2 separate regions of the Homo sapiens genome follow, and region 1 is linked to region 2. A link is a contact called in ENCODE Hi-C data. All regions are on one chromosome and are shown on one strand. Each heading gives the region's core, a stretch centred on a gene start or an enhancer-like site at or near the end of the contact. The rest is flanking DNA. Distances are from core to core; before and after follow the strand shown. Region 1 holds the start of LNP1 (leukemia NUP98 fusion partner 1). Region 2 holds the start of RIOX2 (ribosomal oxygenase 2).

Evidence for each region. Hi-C counts contacts between places; a loop is a spot of excess contacts on that map. Pooled maps may share reads with other maps.
Region 1: a loop to region 2 is called in a pooled map, with 6 times the contacts of the local background. The contact joins the promoter of LNP1 here to the promoter of RIOX2 in region 2. A Hi-C loop is called at or near these places in 7 of 50 pooled maps.

What each region holds. Positions count from the first base shown.
Region 1 is chr3:100,399,189-100,403,952 of GRCh38, forward strand. It overlaps LNP1 (leukemia NUP98 fusion partner 1), which reads left to right and starts at 2,351. Exons shown (of 4, transcript NM_001085451.2): 1 at 2,351-3,251. TOMM70 (translocase of outer mitochondrial membrane 70) reads right to left here and starts at 1,901. Exons shown (of 12, transcript NM_014820.5): 1 at 1,438-1,901. The coding sequence starts at 1,761. RefSeq lists enhancers at 319-1,238, 1,920-2,029, 2,080-2,129, 2,140-2,229 and silencers at 1,600-1,679, 2,290-2,369.
Region 2 is chr3:97,970,105-97,975,196 of GRCh38, forward strand. RIOX2 (ribosomal oxygenase 2) reads right to left here and starts at 2,327. Exons shown (of 10, transcript NM_153182.4): 1 at 2,277-2,327. It overlaps LOC124909398 (a long non-coding RNA gene), which reads left to right and starts at 2,549. Exons shown (of 2, transcript XR_007095976.1): 1 at 2,549-3,706; 2 at 4,762-5,018. RefSeq lists an enhancer at 1,542-1,801 and a silencer at 2,072-2,511.

The sequences.
Region 1 (4,764 bases), core at 1,101-3,600, 2.4 Mb after region 2:
GAACTGCTTGAACCCAGGAGGCGGAGGTGGTGGTGAGCTGAGATCGCACCACTGCACTCCAGCCTGGGCAACAAAGTGAGACTCCATCTCAAAAAAAAAAAAAAAATTCAACCTGAATAGTATAATATGGAAATGACTTGCATACATATTTAAGTGTATACACTTGGATACAATTAGAAGTTACTTGACCAACTGTATATACTTATGTATAAAACTGGGAGATATTTGACCAAACGTTTCTCTGACCTCGACTTACTCTGGTACTACCATTGAACAACTCCAGACCCAGAGAAAATCCACCACACCCAATCCCAGTATTGTCAAATGCAGCCAGACTAATTCTCTGCACAGCTGTCAGATACCAAAAGGATTTAACAGTCAGTTCACCAAAACCATACAAAGCAGTTCACTAAATAATCCAATGCTTGGCCTCACATCAGAGAAACTGTATCATGCATATTAGGCTTGGTCATGTACATTTCCAGGTGAAATGGAAAAACTGAATTTAAGATGCTTCCAATCAAAAAGTTTAAGAAGTCACTCCCATTTTTTTTTTTTTTTTTTTTGTATGTGTGTGTAGGCCTGGACCTGGGGCAGGGGGCTGTGTGCAACCAAGCCTGGTGAGCATTGCTGTGGCCGCTACTCTTGTGCAGCAAGAGGGGACAGTGCAGTGCAGAGCGTTTTCTGACAAAGGCCAAGGGGTCCGGAGTGCAAAAGGACACCTTGGGGCTGGGGCATGGCAGGAGAGGTTACGGGCGCTGAGTGCTTGCAGCCAAGGGGGCTTCGGGGTTGCTGAGAGAGGACGAGCCTTGGGAGCTTGACAGTTCTGCTTACAGTTCAGAGGCTGTAAAACAAATGCCACTGAACACCATTTCACTCTTTAGAACCTGTGTAGTCTTTCTTTTTCTATGTAGAAAGCCATCTAATCGTTTTTGTTTTTGTTTTGCTTTTGTCAACTAACCGTCACTGTAGTTGCCCACTTACCCCCAGCAAAAACACACTCCAAAAGGGGGAGTGGCTCATTATTAAAAGGCTCTTAGCGATTAGGTTGTAGGCTTTGGAAATCACAGAAACAGTTCGTATCACGATGTACCAATTGTTAATCGAATTTAGCTTCCTTCACTTATTAAATACAATCATCACATTTGCAAATGCCCCACTCCCATCTACAACACTAGGGATAAATGCTGTGTCACTGAGAAGAAAAGCAAAGGATTTTTCTGAAACCAAAAGCAAACTGTCAAAGAATGCCAGTAACCTGTCATCGAGCTACTCTATGCCCTCCACTGGCAGCCAGAAATGAGTCTCCCTAAACCCAAGTGTTGTGCTGCCGCTTGGCAGCTTCCGTCTGATGGGAAGCCCCCTCACTGACACAACCCGCCAAGGAAAAGCTGCACGAGCCAGTTTCCTCCTCTACGGCCTGGGGCTGCTTCTCACCATGTCCAAGTGAGCACCGGGACCTTCAGGGTGTCCGCTGCCCGGGGCCGGACTGGCCCTGCCCTCCGGGGTCTTCCGTTCGCTGTTGCGCTTCAGGCCGCTGGCGTCGCCCCGGCCTCTGGCCTCCCGGCGCCGTTGCTGCCGACTCCACAGGTATATGGCACCCGCGCCCAGCAGCAGGGGTGCCCCGACCGCCAGAGCCAGCTGCCATCGCGGCAGCCCCCCCGTGCCCGGGCCCGCAGTCCCGCCGCCGCCCACCCCACTCCCGGAGCTCGGTACAGCGGCTGCGACCACCGCTGCCTCCACAGGTTTAGAGGCGGCCATGACAAGTGTCCTCTGCCACCGCCTCCCTGTCTGTCGCGAGCGCCACAATCACCAAACAGCGTGCGAAGGAAGACCGAGGGAGGGAAGGAAAGCAATGAGCGAGCGAGCACGCTAGGCAGAGAGAGCGGACGACAGAAAAGGGCCAGAGGTCACCGGAAGCCCAGGGCATGCCGGGCCAGACCTGGCCGTCCTTCTCCTCCAGTATCAACCGAAGAGGGAGAGGAGGGGCGGAAATCACTTCCGGGTTAAGGGAAAGCGTGGGTGTGAGTAGGAGTCTTCGGAAACCCTTTTTCTTTCTTTTCGCCCCGCTGCTGTTCGGGAGATGGACTTCTGGAGTCCCCGTCGTAGCTGGTGTTGTCCCCTCTACCTTCAGGAAAGAAGGGCAGATGGCCCTCTTGCCTACTGAAGCCGAGGAGGGGCGCGTATACAGCGGGCTAAGGGCGCTCAAGAGATCCGAGTGGAAGAAAAAGCAGCGGCACAGCACTGGAATGGGCGGGAGTGGCAGAAGAGTTGTGAAGGCTATTGGCTAGCAAGGGTGGTGGGCGGGGCGTAGACCGAGCTACCCAGTTTACTGGTCGATTTCGGATCCAGTTTTCCAGTTATAGCCACGTTGGCACCTCTTGAACCTCTGTGGCCGTTAGCACGGTTTTCTGCCCGCGTGCCCGAGAAACCAACGGATTAGAAGGACTTTTAAAGATGTGTGAGGAAAGAGCTCACCGCTGAAGAAGGCTGCTGCATCACTGAACTTCTTATCACTAACATAGCGAGATTTTAGTTTGGACGAATTTGAGGTTATAGGGGAGATAGCGATGGCAGAAGACTAGGTGGAAATGGCACATCTAGGTTGGCTGCAGTCGAAACGGTTTGAGCGTGGTCGCTGTGGCTCATCGTCGGCACCAATTAACGAAGCGATGACATCTGCGTTGTTAGGGGTTTCTTAAACTGAGTTGGTAGAAATGCGAAGCGTCAGGGTTCCCGCCGGCTTCGAGCCTTTCTTGGCGTATTTGTATCTTGAGCTGATTTCTGCGTCAGCCCACATCTCGCTCTGATCCGCACGCCCCCCGGGTTGTTTTGCAGTAGCAGTCTCAGCCCTCTTCTCGTCTCATTCCCAAATCGTAATTTCAGTTCACAGCTTTTTATCTATAATAGCTTTATCAACTCTTTTTCCGATGCTCTGCACCAGATCTCTTAAAATATAAAATTACCTTGCAAGGTATTGTTTGGAATACACGGTATTTTCATGAAGACAACTATTAATAGAAAAATCAGAGTCCAGAACTATGGTTCTCCATTTCTGGTATACTGGTTTGCAGAAGCCTTACATTAAGATTTCATAAATGATTGTTTTGCTGTTAAGTGCAACAACATCACAGTAGAGCTACATAAAGATTGAAAGGAGATATTTTATCAAGTGGCACCAGAATGGACTGATTAAAATAGAATGGCCTAATTGGAAAGAATTTCAGGATCACCGGTTTCTCCTGCTTCATGTAAGTTCCTATTAGTAAATTGCCTTCAGGCAATAGGGTTTCTTAGCAACAGACTAAAAAAATGGGCTAAAAATAGCAGTGGAATTGAGTTGATCGTTGCAGGCAATAGGCTTTTCTCCCCTCCTGATCCCCCAATCCCCAAAGGCAAATTTTCTGCCCCTTAATATAAGCTCTGCCTTGCCTTTTTCAGAACACAAGTTAGGATTTTTTTTTTTTTCTGAAATTTCAGTTTTGCTGTGGCCTCTTGGAGGATTGTAGAGTGCTAACAATTACAAACTTGATAGGAACTAAAACATATTTGAAGTTTTTTTTTTAAACCTTTTTCTTATTTATTGGAGTAAGCAATACACTGTTACGGTTAAACTCCAAAAGTTACAGAGTTTACTGTGAAAAGTCTTCCTTCAGTCCCTGTCCTCAGCTGCACAGTTCCCCTCTCCAAAGGGAATCGGTGTTATTTTCTTGAAACATTTTTTGGATTAATATTTATCTAAAGGCCTGATTTTGTTTGGCTTTATTTTTAAGGTTGGCATTAGTAAACGAATCTGTTCTGGTTACTTTTATACTTTGATAAACATCTCATTTCCATTCTCTAGCCTATGCTATTCTCTCATTTTCTCCTCCATTTCCTAATTGATGGTACTGTAGAGCCAAATAGAGTGTCGCTTACTGGCTTTGGGACCTTACTGATCTGATGCATGTTTTTCTAATCTGTGAAATGGTGAAAACATCTACCTCTCAGGCTATAGTAAAGATTTAATTAGAGAATATTTAAAGTTCTTTTGATGTTTGTTACAAAGCAATAGATATTTGATGATTAGTTCTCAGTTTTTCTAAATTTTAAAGTAAAGAAGTAAAATACTGCCTTTCATTTCTAAAAAATTAAAGTTCTGTATATGTGAACATAGACATTATCTTTTTCTTGGTAGATTAGTGGAACTCAACTGAAGAAGCTTTCTTCACCTTTGATCTGTATCTTAGGAGGCAGTTAAATGAGATAGTCTAATGGACTAGGTTGTGGAAGACCTGAGTTTTTTTTTTTTTTGAGATGGAGTTTCGCTCTTGTTGCCCAGGCTGGAGTGCAATGGCGCCATCTTGGCTCACTGCAGCCTCTGCCTGCAGGCTTCAAGCAATTCTCCTCCCTCAGCGTCCCAGTAGCTGGGATTATAGGCGGCTGCTACCATGCCAGGCTAATTTTTTGTATATTGGCCAAGCTGGTCTTGAACTCCTGACCTCAGGTGATCTACCTGCCTCGGCCTCCCAAAGTGCTGGGAATACAGGCATAAGCCACCATGCCCAGCTGACCTGAATTCTTATTCTAAATTTTAATACCACTGAGTTGTGTGTGTGACCATGGGCAACTCTGCTTTCTTTATAATGTGAGGAGGGGTGGATTAGATTATTTTTAAGGCTCCTTATTGTTTTAAAATGATGTAATTCTGTCCCTTCAATTGTCATTGCTACATGAAAGGCCTTTCAGATTGCTAGAGTTGGTAAATAGCTGGTTGACTGGTGT
Region 2 (5,092 bases), core at 1,077-3,576:
TCTTTAAGCATAATATATGAATACAGTATAAGCACATTCACCAGAAAGTGTGGCTAATCAAAGAATGCAAAACACTTAAGCCAAAATAAAATCACTTAAAAGAATCTTTCCCATCTACAATCACTAACAAACCCCAATACTGTATAACAAATGCTTTCCTTAGAATATAAATTTCACTACCCATACTGCCAAAAGTTACATCATTTGTTTCTCTGTGTTCATGTTGAAATGATTTGAGGCTCAGTTAATTGGAGCCTAAGCTTAGAGGTTTCTGGGCAAATACATTATTTCTCTGATTCTCACACTACTCATACTGTAAGACAACCATTCCTCTTAACAGCTTTCTAGAGCAGAGGGGAGAATAGATGAAGCATCCTACCACATTAAACATACAAAAGTCTTAAGGTACATATCATAATTTCGGAAACAGCAAGAAGTAAAACACATATCTTAGAATCCAATACTATAGTAATTAAAGAAGACAATGCTTTGTCTAGAATAGTACAGCCAACACAACCTTGCCCATAAGCCTTAGAGACCACCCCAATAGGAGTAAATATTTCTGTAAAATCACAGAAAAGTTTTTGAAGAGCAATTGTTTTCCATTTGAGTTGACTATAAGCATTAAATGTAAAAAGACTAAAAGATTTACAGTTCATACTTTGGTGACTACCCCACAGATAAACCCTATAAGAAAATCAATGTTGACAACCATACTATAGGCAACAGACAGACAGTCACTATATTTTAAAGGTACCCTAACCTCCTTTTCTATAATATTTGAGGACATGAAGACGTGAGGAAGCTCTTGAAGGAAAGGATTTGTATATCCCCGGAAACAAGCACGGTGTGGTACATAGGAGGTCCTCAAGAAATGTCTGCTGAATTTTTCACATTTTCATCTTTTGTCTGTATACAATTTTGGAGACAAACCACAAAGGCCTTACACAAAACAGTTACGGAAAAAACAGATGGCCTGTGCAGAGGGGATTATTTTTCTGATTGCAGCTGTCACTTCAGGATTCAAGAGTATCGTAAAAGCTAAAAGGCACTTTAGACATCAGTAGTTATTACTAAATCGGGGAGGGAAGTATGAATTTCTACATCCCCTGGGCAGTTTTACAGAATGTAGTTCAGAGTTACCAGCAAGGTTGTTAGCATGCAAATTTCTGGGCCCTCATCAAGCCCACTGGATTGCCACTTCTGATGGCTGAGGCCCATAATCTGCATTAACGTAATACGCTCTCTAGATGAATTTTAGGTCCACTAATGGAGGACAACAGTCAAACGCAGCTCAGTTAAACACACGGCTGTCAGAAATTATATATTGCTTGTAACAAGGTTGCCCAGACTGATCTAAAACATTTCTTTTTGGCTCAGAGATATGTTAATCAATCCAGAGGGAAAACTGGTTCTCCTATTGACCTAAAGGAGTGATCAGCAGTTATCTTTTTAGTCTGATTTTAGAGAGGAAACGGACTATACCTCAATGTATTTTCGTGACCATGAGGTTACAAAGCTTGATGTCCAGGAGGCAAAAACCAGTACCAGCAGAAGAAGCTGAGTAAATCAGGTTCCTCTGCTCAAAGATGAGCCCAGTGACATGAAACCCGAGGCACCAGATTTACAGCTAATGAGTGGCGAAATCAGATCCTCTTCCTCCCAGTCTATCCTTCCTGAAAACAGTGAATAACCTGGTCTCAGTAACCTGTTGGACAACCCAGCTGTCGGCCAATCGTTGCGGAATTATTTGCTGGTAAATGAATTGGAAGCATATGATGTAATGCAGCTGCCCTTCTCCCCACACACCTGAACTTCAGATTTCACAGCTGTAGAGCGTGTCTCTTAGGCCCGACATGACGCCCGGCGGCGCAGCCCACGTGGAAGCCGTGCTCGCACAGGCAGTTCTGCCACCACCGGGCGGAGGCCGGCACCACCCTCCTTGCTAAGCCTCCAAACTTTCCGTGCGCTCGTCACCGGTGTCGCGACCATTAGCAGGCCACGTGTGCGACTCTCTGTAACCAAGGCTTCCGCGACCCTACCCCTAGATCCGGGCCCCACCCACCCTGCCCCAGTCTCCGGGGAGGTGGGACGCCTGGGAGCGCGTCCCAGGTCCCGCAACCACAGCGCCGGCCACCGAGGCTTCTCGCCGACCGACAGGTCTCCCAGACCCGCACCCGAGCCCGGGTGCCTAAAGCAGCAGCGCGCGCCCCGCGGGATCGGGCACTACCCGGCCTGCCCCGGCGCTGGGATGCCCACGAGAGCGCCCCACTCACCCGGCACGGCCTGTTGCTCGCGGCCGCGAGCCCACTGCGTTGCGGCGCAGCGGCTGGAGGCGGGGCAGCGTGGGCACGCTCCGGGCCGTGCTCCAGCCCCCGCCCCGCCCCGCCACGCCGGCCCGCAAGTGGTGGCAGCCCGGAGGCCTGGCTACCCGGCGGTGTTCCGCGTTCACGCCCGGGCGTTTCTTTAGTCCATATGGAAGGAAATAAATGGCCTTTTTTTTCCTCTTTTTTTTTTTTTTTTTTTTTTTTTTTTTTTTTTTATGGTATGTGAGACAAGGTCTCACTCTCGCCCAGGCTGGAGTGCAGTGGTAGCGATCTTGGCTCACTGCAACCTTTACCTCCCGGGCTCAAGCGATCCTCCTGCCTCGGCCTCCCAAAGTGCTGGATTATAGGTGTGAGCCACCCACCCGGCTCTCCTTTTTTTTCTTTTAACTTGGGGCGGCAGGAGAGGATTTGAGAGAGCGTTTTGGTGCAACTCCGTTCCTTTTATGAATAGAGAAGCAGGCCTGAAGAGGAATACCAGCGGTGCAAGTTTAGGGAGTTGGTGGTCCGGGTTCTCCCATGGCTTTCTTATGGGCTGTGTGGCTACACAATGCTGATTTGTACAAGCCGAGTGTCATTTATATCATCTCGCTCCGGGAGAGAGAGTCAATCCTAGTTTTAAAAGATACTGGAAATTCGTTGCGACTATGGCTATAGAAACAGAAGAAATGCAGTTATCTGAGTCCTTTCAGCCTAACACTCCCTGCTTTGGAACATTTGGTTCCAGTCAGGAGGCACAAATGAGGGAGCAGGGAAATCAGTGGCGGGCCTGTGCCTTTCTTTGCTCTGTAGACAGCCAGAGGACCCAGAGGAAGTCGACATTTCGTTCCGTCAAGGTGACTGAGACCAGTGGCTGCTTCTAAGGATCAAGTGGCACATGAACAAATGGGAACAAAGTACACCCTTGTCTAGTATTTGTCTAAAACTAACAATAATAGCAAGTCTTGAATTGAGTTCTTCCTGGCTATAAGGCACCACGCTAGGTGTTTCAAATACTCCTCACTTCATCCTCACTACAACCTTGCAATTACCTCCATTTTACAGTTGAGGAAACTGAGTCAGGAGAGGTTAACTAACTTGCACAAGATCACACAGCTAGGAAGATGCAGAAACAAGATTAGAGCCAAACCAGTCAGTCAACTGTTGGTCTTTTTCACGTTTTACTAATACTCGTATAACTAGTAAGTTTCCTGGCAGGTTCCAGTTGGAAAAACTCGAGGGTAACATCAAATTTAGCCCTTACAGGGTAAAAAAGAATAGTCAACAGCAAAAATCTCTAGTTGATATGATATTGGTAATGTACTTCGCTCTTTATTTTGACTGCAAGACATCTACTCAAGATAATATAGAATAATATTGCTGTTCCCGGGATTCAGATAAAGGTAAATTCTCACACGTCCACCACTTGGAAAAGCAGTACGGTTGTAGAAAAAAGTTATAATGTCAACACAAAATACCATTTTCTCAGCATATAAAATGGCCGCAGGATGTCTAACAGAACAAAAGTACATATGGAAGTCAGCTTTGCAGGGGGAAATCATACATCTTGTGTAGGAGTTCCTCTAATGCAAAATTAGTATATCAGTATGTTCTCTCTGATTTTTTTCATTATAATTCCGATTTCTTAGCATAGCAAGCAAAAAAGTCATGATAGTTCCATTTTCAGACCTAAACAGTGCCCATCATTCCTGTGAAGAAAAGGAGAAGGGGCCAGGTGCGGTAGCTCACGCCTATAATCCCAGGACTTTGGGAGGCTGACGCCGGTGGATCACCCGAGGTCAGGAGTTCAAGACCACCCTGGCCAACATGGTGAAACCCCCGTCTCTAACAAAAATACAAAAAAATTACTCAAGCATGGTGGTGCCTGCCTGTAATCCCAGCTACTCAGGAGGCTGAGGCAGGAGAATTGGTTGAACCAGGGAGGCGGGGTTGCAGTGAGCTGAGATTGCACCACTGCACTCCAGCTTGGGCAACAAGAGCAAAACTCTGTTTCGGAAAAGAAAAAGAAAAAGAGAAGGAAAGTTAGTTTGTGCTTGGGTGACAAGAGCGAAATTCCGTCTAAAGGAAGGAAAGAAGGAAGGGGCGGGGAGGGAGGGAGGAAGGGGGAGGGAGGGAAGGAGGTAGGGGAGGAAGTAAGGGTGTGGTGGGATGGTATGGGAGTGGAGAATGGCTTGCAACCTTGCCTGAGAGGAGGAAGAGGAGGTGAGGAAGTAAGGGTGGCATGGGATGGGAGTGGAGAATGGTCTGCAACCTTGCCTGGGAGGCTTCTAGAATATATGGCCTTCCTACATGTATTGTTTCTGGTATTTTTTTTTTTTTTGGAAAAGTTCTTCCAGAGGACAAGATGCAGACTGCTATCCAGTCCCCACCATAGGTTCATTTAAAAGTCAGTTATTTTGTTTCTGTAATTAATTTTCTCATGAAAACAATGTTGTAGATGGCAGCTCTCAAGATCTGTCCGGAAAAGTCTAGAAGCCTCCAGATTTCTAATCAACAGACTAGCGCTCCTCCTCTGTAACTGAGGAACAAGATGCCAAGGAGACAGGAGAAAGAAGAGAATTCCCTTCATGTCTCGGCCATAAACCCTGAAACAGACTTGTCCATGAGCCTTGTAAAATAAGTTACATTTCTGCAGAGGTGCTTGACGTTCACACCGTTTGGATTGCTTTATTAAAAGACTCTTTTTAGAGCCAAGTTTGTCTTCCTCTTCTGTGGTCTCCTAGGCTCTTCTTCCTGTAGAGCTTTTGGTTTTTAGCCACCTCATTGTG